4 separate regions of the Homo sapiens genome follow, and regions 1, 2 and 4 are each linked to region 3. A link is a contact called in ENCODE Hi-C or POLR2A ChIA-PET data. All regions are on one chromosome and are shown on one strand. Each heading gives the region's core, a stretch centred on a gene start or an enhancer-like site at or near the end of the contact. The rest is flanking DNA. Distances are from core to core; before and after follow the strand shown.

What was found. Hi-C counts contacts between places; a loop is a spot of excess contacts on that map. ChIA-PET counts read pairs that join two places held with the same protein, here RNA polymerase II (POLR2A). Pooled maps may share reads with other maps.
Region 1: a loop to region 3 is called in a map with no recorded cell type, with 11 times the contacts of the local background. The contact joins two enhancer-like sites. A Hi-C loop is called at or near these places in 11 of 37 single-sample maps with no recorded cell type and 5 of 50 pooled maps.
Region 2: a map with no recorded cell type shows a loop between it and region 3 (5-fold over the local background). The contact joins the promoter of CCDC110 here to the enhancer-like site in region 3. A Hi-C loop is called at or near these places in 1 of 37 single-sample maps with no recorded cell type and 2 of 50 pooled maps. POLR2A ChIA-PET finds 5 or more read pairs at or near these places in 1 of 52 experiments (OCI-LY7).
Region 4: a loop to region 3 is called in a pooled map, with 4 times the contacts of the local background. The contact joins two enhancer-like sites. A Hi-C loop is called at or near these places in 7 of 37 single-sample maps with no recorded cell type and 2 of 50 pooled maps.

The regions. Positions count from the first base shown.
Region 1 is chr4:185,304,537-185,307,362 of GRCh38, reverse strand. All of the region lies in intron 6 of SNX25 (sorting nexin 25), which reads right to left. Among named protein-coding and RNA genes, the nearest start is that of LRP2BP, 90 kb to the left of the region's middle. RefSeq lists a silencer at 874-1,168 and enhancers at 692-1,192, 1,278-1,337, 2,373-2,562. Within about 2 kb of position 1,267, at least 11 of the 41 ENCODE cell types and tissues checked have a DNase peak (open chromatin) inside an H3K27ac peak, as active enhancers do.
Region 2 is chr4:185,470,475-185,473,273 of GRCh38, reverse strand. It overlaps CCDC110 (coiled-coil domain containing 110), which reads left to right and starts at 1,541. Exons shown (of 7, transcript NM_152775.4): 1 at 1,541-1,600; 2 at 2,225-2,329. The coding sequence starts at 1,591. It overlaps LOC105377590 (a long non-coding RNA gene), which reads right to left and starts at 1,843. Exons shown (of 2, transcript NR_133944.1): 1 at 1,514-1,843; 2 at 1,011-1,159. RefSeq lists a silencer at 1,327-1,956.
Region 3 is chr4:184,280,960-184,283,846 of GRCh38, reverse strand. The region is part of intron 1 of LOC105377582 (a long non-coding RNA gene); the gene reads left to right. Among named protein-coding and RNA genes, the nearest start is that of MYL12BP2, 32 kb to the left of the region's middle. RefSeq lists enhancers at 52-171, 312-571, 972-1,021, 1,972-2,121, 2,142-2,211 and 2 more. Within about 2 kb of position 1,331, at least 15 of the 41 ENCODE cell types and tissues checked have a DNase peak (open chromatin) inside an H3K27ac peak, as active enhancers do; they include OCI-LY7, where a contact is called at or near this core.
Region 4 is chr4:185,343,971-185,346,678 of GRCh38, reverse strand. SNX25 (sorting nexin 25) reads right to left here. Exons shown (of 19, transcript NM_001378034.2): 13 at 29-142. Among named protein-coding and RNA genes, the nearest start is that of LRP2BP, 51 kb to the left of the region's middle. Within about 2 kb of position 1,323, at least 3 of the 41 ENCODE cell types and tissues checked have a DNase peak (open chromatin) inside an H3K27ac peak, as active enhancers do.

The DNA of each region.
Region 1 (2,826 bases), core at 18-2,517, 1.0 Mb before region 3:
GGTGAGTCAGCACATACCTCGCTTAGATATGAAACTACCAATGATAAAAGAGCATTTGTGTTTTGTCTCTTGGTTCCCACGAGTGCAGTCTAAGTAATGGTTTGCACATCCTCCCAGCTGGAGACCTCCATCCGGTTCCCTAGGATGGTCATTACCCATCTCAGGTCCCAATTAGTCAAATGTATAACATAGCACTCAGGGAGGCTGCAAAATTAGCTGAAAAAACTTAGACACAGCACCATAATACGTTTTTATCAGAAGCAGCTTTTCCGGTACTTAACACAAAGGGCCACAGGCAGGCCTCAGGTCAATACATGGACTTGTTCAAGATGATCTGTCAGGTATTATCAGACATCTTTTCATCCCATTTTCATTTACTTCAATAATGGTTTCTGAACTTGTGTTATACTTGGCCAACAGTCAGGACCTGCCTAAAGAACTCACTAATTTAGCATTTATCTCAACAGGAAAAAAATAGTATTTCAGAGACTCCTTTGTGGGAGGATGAAGGTAAATGTAGTTTGCCCCAAAATTAGTCTATTGCAAACTAAGATGTTTTGTGAGTGTACCTAAGGAAATGCAAGCTTGGAAGACCTAATTTTTCAAGAAAACTTTTACTTTTAAAATATATATCCTTAAACTTCATAGTTTGTGTATAATGTTTAAGTTAATCTAAAAATTCTGGGACTAAAGTTGCCTCTTATTTATAAAACAAACCTAGACCTCAATTTTAATTTGGGGTTAAAACATGTTAATAAAGAGAGAGAAATATAGGAGAAAACTGACACCCATTTACCAACCATTACATTCTTTTTACCCAAAGAGAGCTTAAAACGCCTTTCTAAAAGGACAAAACCTAGAAGAAAATTCCAAAGAGAAGTAAGAAAGAGAATAACCCTTCCCTAAAACCCAGCTGCAAGGCTGGGAAGAATGTTTTGGTGCTCCGCTTAAATGTGGCTTGCTCACGTGAATGCGTTCTGTTTGATAATGGGCCATACAATGCCATTGTCTGATCACAAAGCTTGTTGCTAACAAATGCAACAGCAGCTTGTTGCTTAGATGGTTCTGTTTATTTTTGCCTCAGAAAGCGAATGCCACATTCAGAGCTAAATGACTAACGTGGAGCTCATGCATCCCATGCTGCTGGCATGCAAAAATCCTTGTAAATCCAGTGATGCAGATGAATACATTTCTTTGTGGCCTTAAAACCCATTCATCCAAGAAATATTCACATCAAGAAAAGTATAGGCGAGTGGGTGTGTGACAACACCCCGTGACCCAGCTCATGCCAGAGTTATGTGGCTGTTTCTCTATAGAGTGTTAAGTAGTAACACTGTGCATTGTTAGAAACTGGGTTAATCACACAACATTTAATCTAGCTTTAAAAAGAAGTGGCCAGTGAAACACCGGATGGCAGTGTGTCTTTAAACTGGTGCCAAGATGAACACACACATGATGTTAGGTTAGTGCAAAAGTAATCACGGGTTTCGCCATTACTTTTAATGGCAAAAAAAGTGATTACTTTCGCACTAACCTATAATATTCCAAAGCAATTAGTTCAAATATTTACTGTTTTTCCGTCTAGATAGTCTAGGTTCTACTGAGATCAGAGCAAAAGGAAATGGGTGAATTTGGGTTCATTTGGTGAAAAAGACATTTATATTAGACATTAGGTAAACCCTTTTGGCTACAAAGACATTACAACAGACTTACGAATAACATCACAGAAATGCTTTTCGCTATAAATCCCCTGCCCATGATATAATTCTTCCTTAAGCAAGTGAAGTGGCTTGCAGTAAAACAAAAACAGCAACATCTAACGACAACTGTTAGATGCTATTTCTAATGAGGCAGCAGAGAGCAAAGTAACTTAAAGTGCAAACTCATGACTCCAGAAATAGTACAACTGGATTAAAATGGCACCACTGTGCTTTTCAGGTATAAAAAAAGAAAAACACCAACAGTAGAATATTTTCCTTCCCTCATAACATGCTATCATGTTCCAGGGCATATCATAATGGCAGCATCCTCAGCAGACTCACTGAGGGATTTAATGGATAATACAGGGCAGGGTTTCTCAACCTCAGCACTACTGACATTTTGGACAGGGTAGTTCTCAGCTGTGGGGGGCTGTCCTGTGTACTGCAGGATGTTTAGCAGCATGCCTAGCCTCTACCACTAGATGCCAGTAGCATCCCTTCCCCCAAAGACGACAACCAAAAATGTCTCCAGACTATTGTCACATGTCCCCTGGGGAGCAAAACTGCCACCTCCTACCCTCCACCTGGCCCCACTTAGCAGTGCTGATACAGAGGTACAACCTGCTCCTCTAACAAGAAGGTTAGAGCAAACAGAGGACAAGGCCGCACCCTCCTTCCCCTTCCCTCACTCCTCAACATGGGCTCTCTTCTCTCCTCTGCCCAGGATGCTCAGGTCTTCTCGTGAAATGCAGGCAATCGACATATGGAATAGAGACTTCCTCCCTAGAAAATGCTGGTTCTCCAATCAACTGTATGTGCACTGACAGACTAACCAGCTGTTGAATCTTTCTTGTATATTCAAATAAAAGTTTTAGGCTGGATGTGGTGGCTCATGCCTGTAATACCAGCACTGTGCAGGGCTGAAGTGGGAGGATGGCTTGAGGCCAGGAGTTTAAAACCAGCTTGGGCAACACAGCAAGACTCTGTCTCTATAAAAAAAAATTTAGGCCCGGTGTGGTGGCTCACGCCTGTAATTCCAGCACTTTGGGAGGCTGGGGCAGGCAGATCACATGAGGCTGGGAGTTGGAGACCAGTCTGATCAACATGGAGAAACCCCTTCTCTACT
Region 2 (2,799 bases), core at 292-2,791, 1.2 Mb before region 3:
CCTGAATCATCAATATCAATCAGCAATGCAGACCATAAATTCTCAAAATTATAATTTATTAAAATTGTCTACAATGCCACAAGAAAGTCAAATCTTCTAGAGCCCATTTTTTTCTTTCTTTCTTTCTTTTTTTTTTTTTTTTTTTTGAGACAGAGTGTCGCTCTGTGGCCCAGGCTGGAGTGCAGTTGCACTATGTCGACTCACTGCAGCCTCTGCCTCCTGGGTTCAAGTGATTCTCCTGCCTCAGCCTCCCGAGTAGCTGGGATTACGAATGTACTCCACCATACCTGGCTAATTTTGGTATTTTTAGTAGAGACAAGGTTTCACCATGTTGGTCAGGCTGGTCTCGGACTCCTGACCTCAGGTGATCCACCCGCCTCGGCCTCCCAAAGTGCTGGGATTACAGGTGTGAGCCATCATGCCGGACCTAGAGCCCATTTCTTTTCTTTTTTTTTTTTTTGTTTGTTTTTTTTTGTTTTTTTGAGACGGAGTCTGGCTCTGTTGCCCAGGCTGGAGCACAGTGGCGCCATCTCGGCTCACTGCAACCTCCGCCTCCTGGGTTCAAGCGATTCTCCTGCCTCAGCCTCCTGAGTAGCTGAGATTACAGGCGCGTGCACTAGAGCCCATTTCTATAAGAAACAAATTAGAGGAAGTAAGCACTGAAACTATCATAAGAAGTTTCATTTCAATGAAAGCAAGCCATCATGTATTACTTATTATATATTATATGTTATTATATAGCAAATTATGATATCCTGGTGATTGTGATTTTGAATTTTAATTTTCTATGTGTGATGGTTTACTACAAAATAAATAATATATACTCGTTTAAAACTTTAAAGAGCACCATTTTCTGATGGGCAGGAGGATTAGCTGGGGGCACGCACCCAGTCCTTGGTTAAAGGAGGTCAGGTTTCCCGTGAACGCAACATCAATCCTGCACGTGATACACCAGGTGCGTAAAAATTAACATGCTTAGACAAAGGAAGCCCACCGTCGCTTCCCACAGCTTTCATGAGCATATTTTAATACATGTTTAGGTTAATTCATTATTGAAAAATAGGAGTCTTCTTTTCATTGCAGCAAACAAAAGTCCTTTCACAATATTGGTCATGGGCCGTTCAAATCCCCAAATGCTGAAACTCCTCTGAGGGATGCGCTGAAATGAGAGGACTAAGAATTAAAAAAAAAAAACAACAGCGATGAAGTGGAGATGTGGAAAGGCAAAGGGAAAGCTCTCAGGCGTGTGTCCGTCCCCGGGCGGTCCCTTTCTCCGCACCGCTTTGGTCCGGCGGGTACCGCAGCGAGTCCGAGTGTGAGCAAGCCCGTCCCGGACAGCCGCGCGCGTGTGCGGGGAGGCGCCCAGGTGGGCTGTCCCAGGCCAGGTTCCCAGGGAAGCTCTCGGGGAAGCGTCCGGAGTGAGGAGGGACCCACCGGGACCCCACCAGGGACCCCAGCCGAGCGCGCGCCGCCGAGGGTGGGGGTGGGGCCGGCGCCCCGGCCACCCGGTTACCTGGCGACAGGATGCCCTGCGCGGGGCGGCGGAGCGGGTGCGTGCGGCGGCGGTTGCGAGAGAGATGAGCCGCGGCGATGAGCCCGGGTAAGAGTTGGACGGGGCGGGGCTCCTAGGGGAGCCGCGGGAACGGAGGGCAGCAGAAGGGCATTCAGCAGGCGGCTCCCCGCTCGAAAACCCGGGACATCCCGGGTCCGCCCTTCTGCACTCGCCGCACATCTCCCGCTCGGCCCTAGGGCTGAGCACCCGCTGCGGCCCCCTGCGTCCGCTGTGGCTTACAGGCTGGCTACGTGGTCTGCCGCCGCCGCCCGCCCAGCGCGCCCTCGGGTGGCCGCTTGCGGAAAGCGCCGCGCCCCGCCCCAGGCCCGGCCTGATGCCGTCCCTCCGCCCCATCCCTCCGCCCCGCCCCAGCCTTCAGCCTTGACCCCGCCCCATTCCTCTGCCCCCACAGGTCCCGCCCAGTCTCTCCGCCCCATCCCATCCCTGCGCCCCGCCCCAGCCTTCAAACCCGCCCCCTCCTAATTCCCTCCGCCCCGCCCTCCCCGCCCTCCCCGCCCCCCCGCCCCAGCCTTCAGCCCCGCCCCCTCCTAATTCCCTCCGCCCCGCCCCAGCCGTTAGCCCTGCCCCGCCCCATCCCTCTGCCCCGCCCCCACCTTCAGCCCCGCCACGCCACGACCCGCGACAGAACAGCCCCGGACGGTTCTGTTACAGAAAAGCAGCACCGGGAAGAGGATGAAGTTGACTCCGTTCTCCTTTCAGCGTCCAAGATCCTAAATTCTTCGGAGGGGGTGAAGGAAAGTGGCTGCAGTGACACAGGTAAAATCGCCAGACCGTAAAAGGCTCCTTTAACTATACACAGGCGGCAGCATCTGGCCTGTGCCACCTGCTCACCTGGCGTGCTTCCCACGGCCGTGATGACACGGACAGCAGCCACCACGGCACTCGCGCTTTGTGCCAGTGCTGTTCTAAGCACGTAATGGATCAACTGTTTAATTCTCACAACACTTTTACGAGGTGGGTGCTACCACGATCCCCATTTTGCAGATAAGGAAACGGGCACAGAGAGGTTAACTCCCTAAGGTCACACAGGCAGCGAGGAATGGAGCGGGCATTCAGCAGGGCGGCTCCGGACTGCCTGTCTTCACCACCACGCTACGCTCCGTTGCTTCTCTGAATGCTAAGTAAGAATTGTTGAGTTTTTTGGACACACACTAAAACGATATGCAGTCAGCCCTCGGTATCTGGGAGTTCCGCATCCTTGGATTCAACCAACCACAGATGGAAAA
Region 3 (2,887 bases), core at 82-2,581:
TGTGTATGCCCTGAAATCACACCAACGCATGCAGCCAACCCCGAGACTCAACCCCAAGGCCAGGACACGGGGCCAGTCCTGGAGCAGCACAACGGGGTGCCCAGCTGTGACCCTGCCTACCCGGAACCCTGAGTCTGGTGGCACTGGAGGCTCAGCATCACAATGATCCTTTCTTGTGTTACCAAAAAAAAAAAAAAAAAAAGTTTAACAAATACAGGCCATTGTTCTTACTTTTTAAAAAAAGGACTGACTGCTTAGGGGACTGCAGCCATTTAGCCCTGCCTGACCTCCAAGAGTGAAGGGGCAGAGTCCCCACCTGTCACCATCTGCAGGACAGCCATGCGCCGCTGCACTCTCTTTGGCTGAGAACCTCCAGCATTGGTTATAGGCCCCACTGTGGACCCAAAGTGAAACTCTGAAAATAGAAATAAAGCAGCTCATGCTCCAGCAAACAAATACTATGATTTCTGTCTACTGAAAGAAATGAGTAATCAACCTCTCAAAAGTCAGAATTCAACTACAGCATGTTCACAAAACCACTCACACTGCCCCCAGATGGGCACAGATGTTGACTCTGCATCTGTTCTAATTTTCCTCATGAACCTGTGCCCACTGGGGTAACAGGAAAAACAAACTGAACTGTGTTTAGCATGAGCTGGTAAACTTAGTCTGTTTGCAATGATAGAAACTACTCCAGCTTAAAACAAACACTCAGCCCCTTAGCAGAGACGTGCAGATGTTCGGATTTGATTGCCCTCTCCGGCTCCATGGCAAGGTGAGGCCTGTGCTCTGGATAGAGTGACCATCACAAATCATCTTCCAAGACGGGCACTTTTTTTTCATTTTTAGAAACAAGTGCCTGGTTTAGAATGCAATGCGTGTAAAAATAATGCAGTGCTGTCCGTGTCCCCAAACCATCCTCAGGTAACCGTGGTTAGCAGTGTCCTTCCAAATATGCTCCCTGCATAGAGGAACCTTGCACACATAGGTGAGCTTTTTCTCATTATTACTTGGAATTACAGCATGCATCTTATTCTATAATATTTATTTTTTAACCACTCAGGTCAGATCAATCCGAGATGTGTTTGAGAGAGAAAGAGGGCACTATTAATAATTATGCCAGTAGAGCAGGTGATGTTTGTTCACCCTAGTTAGAGAGGAGAGGTGTGGCTTAGGAAAACTCATGGCAGAGCAGACAGTGAGGCCCAGTTTGTATCCTGTATTGACATGCCAGTCTGTGCAACAAAGCGGCTGGGTTGGGCCGCTTCCTGCACTGTTGCCCTCTGAGGTGTGACTGGCCTCCTCTGGCCTTTTGGGGTGATGCACTGCAGACCACGGTGGAGTCTGAGGACCCGGAAAGTGTTTTCTGGTTTTGATGACTGATTCACACTAAGGCTTGTTTGAAGCCGTCTGAGATCTCTGTGTGCCAAGGCATCTCAGTATGGCTGTGTGCCCTTCATGTGGCTCGGGGAAACTGTCAGGACTCCAGGGTGCGACATGCAGGCCCCTGCACCCTACAGCCCCGCCTTGGGTTTAACTGTCATCCACTTGCACTGTTTTGGGTGTGGTGCTGAGCTGGAATTCTCTGGGACCAGAAACTTCCCCTTCCTCTGCCCAGAAAAGTGGACAATCAAGGTTCCCAGGCTCACTGATCTGGGTATTTCTAAAGCCTCTCTCTTCCTGCTTGAGAGCTGTTTCTGTCCTCAGAGAAGGGATAAACTGAAATCCCAGATTTTGTCATCCTTGATCTCCCTCTCTTTCCCTTCCTCCTGCAACCTCTCAGTTCCAGAAAATGCAGGCTGTCCATTTCCTCCAAGTCAGAACCTCCTGCTAAGGATGCCACTGAAGGACTGGAGGGATTTTTCTAAACTGATCCGGGCCTATGATGTGGGTCATCTAATTTGGTTTTTGACCTACTAAGAAAACCAGAAAACCCTCTCAATAGCAATCTGCTTTCCAGCTGATTATCTTACTACAGACATAAACAGAAATTCAACGTGATGGTCAGCGTTGAGCAGAGATGCCACGGTGTTGGTGGGTACTGCTTTTCCCCTGAAGCGCTCCACTCCAGTCTGTCAAAGGGCAGCAAGCCTCCAGTAGTTACAGAAATGGTAACATTGCCAAGATCTGCTTCATCCTTTGGCTGTTGAACGGGTGGCTTATGGCCCCTGAGCTCACGACAAGGAAAGAGAGAAAGAAAAGTGAAAAAGAGGGCCCCCACCACCTACCTACCTGCTGCTGTTCCAGCTCATCAAAAACAAAAGTCTAAAACAGTGGCTGGAAAGTACCTTGCATGATCCCTTCACAGAAACAATAGAGAGGAGCAGCTGCACAGGGACCACGGGACACCAGGCAGACATTCTCCCATTGCTTCTCCTGCCTTTAGCATCCTTTTATCTTGCTTCTCCCATAATCCAAGCATCAGATCCCATTTCCCTCTGAATTCTCCTACTTCTCCCAGCACTTTATAAAACCGAGTCCTGTCCCCAGAGCCCCAGGTCAGTGCTCCCGGCACACCCAGCAGGAAACAGCAGGGTGGGGGCCAGGCAGTGGGTGGAAGGGGCACAGGAGTGGGAGAAGGCAGGCCTGGGGCTGAATCTCGGTGCAAATGCGTGAACTGCAACAATTTATTTATTCCGAGTCTCAGTTTCCTTATTTGTAAAATAAGAATATTATCATCTACTTAATGGGCTGTGGGAGTTAAATATGCTCAGGAGTGTGTAACTGATTCTCTGTGAAGAAACCTGTCCTTGTGTGAAGAAGCCAACCATGCTTTTGTGAACAAATGTGCACCTGAAAGAGCCAATCCTTCAAGATAGATCCTGAGCTGCTAACTGGGCCTACGTTTATAACAGAGCCAAGCGGCCCTTTGCTGGCTAGAGGTCAC
Region 4 (2,708 bases), core at 74-2,573, 1.1 Mb before region 3:
TCATATCCCACATTTTTCACTTGCTTACCTGTAAAAACTTATTTAATTGATTCTTCGACTTTTCCATAAACTTTTGATCTATAGATTTGAAAGGCAGCTTGCTAAGAGAAGGCAACTGGACTTTTTTTAAAGAAGGGACGCACTGTGGGGGGAAAAAATGAAATGTTAGTATTTTGAAATTACATTTTAATCTTAAAAAAGATTTAGAATAACAATTAGAACAAAACAAATATCCTCCTCCTGTACTTGTTCCTCTGAGGTGAAAACCTACCCATCTTAATGAGGCTCGAAGAATTGGGAGGAACGGAAACTTTGATGGAAAAAACTAAAGCACATCCCCAAACCTACAGATCCCCGGGAGCTGGGAAGTCACAAGGCCAGGCTGGTACGAGGGATCTGCACACCACGCAGGGTGGCACATGATGTGACAAATGGAAACCTGGCTCACAGAAAGTTTTTCAACTAGAAGGTGTTGTGTTTTTAACATCTCTGTAAAAAGCTAAAGTTAACAATAGAAAATGGCCGGGCGTGGTGGCTCACGCCTGTAATCCCAACACTTTGGGAGGCCAAGGAAGCTGGATCACATGAGGTCAGGAGTTCAAGACCAGCCTGATCAACATGGTGAAACCCTGCCTCTACTAAAAATACAAAAAATTAGCCTGGCGTGATGGCACATGCTTGTAATCCCAGCTACTGGGGAGGCTGAGGCAGGAGAATCGTTTGAACCCAGGAGGTGGAGGCTGCAGTGAGCTGATGTTGCACCACTGCACTTGGGCCTGGGAGACAGAGTGAGACCCAGTCAAAAAAAAATAAAAAGAAAAGAAAACAATGGGAACAAAGAAAACTTGGGTTGTAGCTCTATTACTGCATTTCTTTCCTTTTTTTTTTTGAAACAGGGTCTCAGTCTGCCACCCAGGCTGAGTGCAGTGGCGTGATCATGGCTCATGGCAGCCTTGATCTCCCAGGCTCAAGCGATTCTCCCACTTCAGCCTCCCAAGTAGCTGGGACTACAAGCATGCACCACCATGCCTGGCTAATTTTTAAATTTTTTGTAGAGGCGAAGTCTATGTTGTCCAGGCCAGTCTCAAACTCCTGGATACAAGCGATCCTCCTGCCTCAGCCTCCCAAAGTGCTGGAATTACAGGCATGAGTCACCACTCCTGGCCTTATTACTGCCTCTCAGTGGCAAACTGTAGATTGTAAGTATATTAACAAAATATATTCATAGTACGAAGAGCGCACCCTTTGTGGATTAAGTCCTCCCTTCTACCAGACACTGTGCTAGAAGCATAGCATGTGTTATTTCATGCTTACAACAGCTCTGTGAAATTTCAGAGAAATGAAACAGGCAGTGAGAGTTGGAAGGGAAGACTAAAATCACTAAGTACCCAAAAAGGTACTTCCTGTCACAGCTGTCGACAGGAAGGGTTCTCACAACAGGAAAACTCACACCGTAGGAAAGGGCAGGGGTAAGAGAATAGCCCAGCCATCAGTCCACAGACGAGGAAAGATGACAAAGAGGACGGGCATGGACTTTCATGTTTGTTTCTTTTAATGCTTCCATCTAATTGTTTTGATTGTCTAAGTAAATTCTACCTTCCAAAGACATTTCATTTCAAAATTTTCCCTCAACTCTTTTTCCTCCTGTTTTGATACAAACTTTGGTTTCACAATAGTTTTTCCACAGAGAAAACAACACATTTTTCTGTAGTATCAATTTTACTCAACAACTCTGGGGAAAATTCATTGTTATACTGAGACAAATTTTTGCTTTCCACAGTGCTAAGGTGACCAAAGGCCATCTGAGAAATGTAGCATGCATGACATTCAGTTTGGGTCACTATCCTTAAAAAGCAGTTGAAGAAATTATAGTATGTAGTGATGAAAACAGGTTAAAAAATCACTCTGGAGACAAGGTTAAAGAAAAGAGACACATTTCATTCATAGAAGAGGAGTCTGAGAGGTGCCCATGAGGTTTTGTAAAGGAGCAGCGTGGCTTCAAACCGTGTTTTCAAACTTTGTTTTCCTTCCTCCTTCCTCCTTAATCTCAAGATGTAACTTTGAGACAGGCTGCGTATGTGTTTCCTTTCATTCTGAAATACAGCCTGGGCATCTGCTGTGAACCTCCACTCCCTTTCTTTCCCCATCCCGTGCTCCCATGCTTTATGCACACTGATTTACCCACATGCTTGTTAAGCGCACACCACGCTCCTTATCTGGTCATCTATTTCCTTAGAAGCTTCAAGGGCCAGATCCTGATACGGACCAGACACCTCTGGCCACAGTGGCGCCGGATGCTTCACCAGATGGAACAATAATTCAAGACGAGCCATCAGGGCAGATCACACCATCTGACACTCCCTAGACCTGCTGCCTCTTCTGCATTCCAAACCCTCTCTTTAAAATCCCCTGGGTTCCCTCCACAGTTGAAGGCTGGAAATTTTTATTTTTATTTTTTGGAATGGAATCCTGCTCTGTTGCCAAGGCTGGAGTGGAGTGATATGATCCTGACTCACTGCAACCTCCGCCTCCCAGGTTCAAGTGATTCTTTTGCCTCAGCCTCTTGAGAAACTGAGACTACAAGCGTGCACCACCACACCCAACTAATTTTTTGTATTTTTAGTAGAGATGGGGGTTTCACCATGTTGGCCTGGCTGGTCTCGAACTCCTGACCTCAAGGGACCCGCCCACTTCGGCCTTCCAAAGTG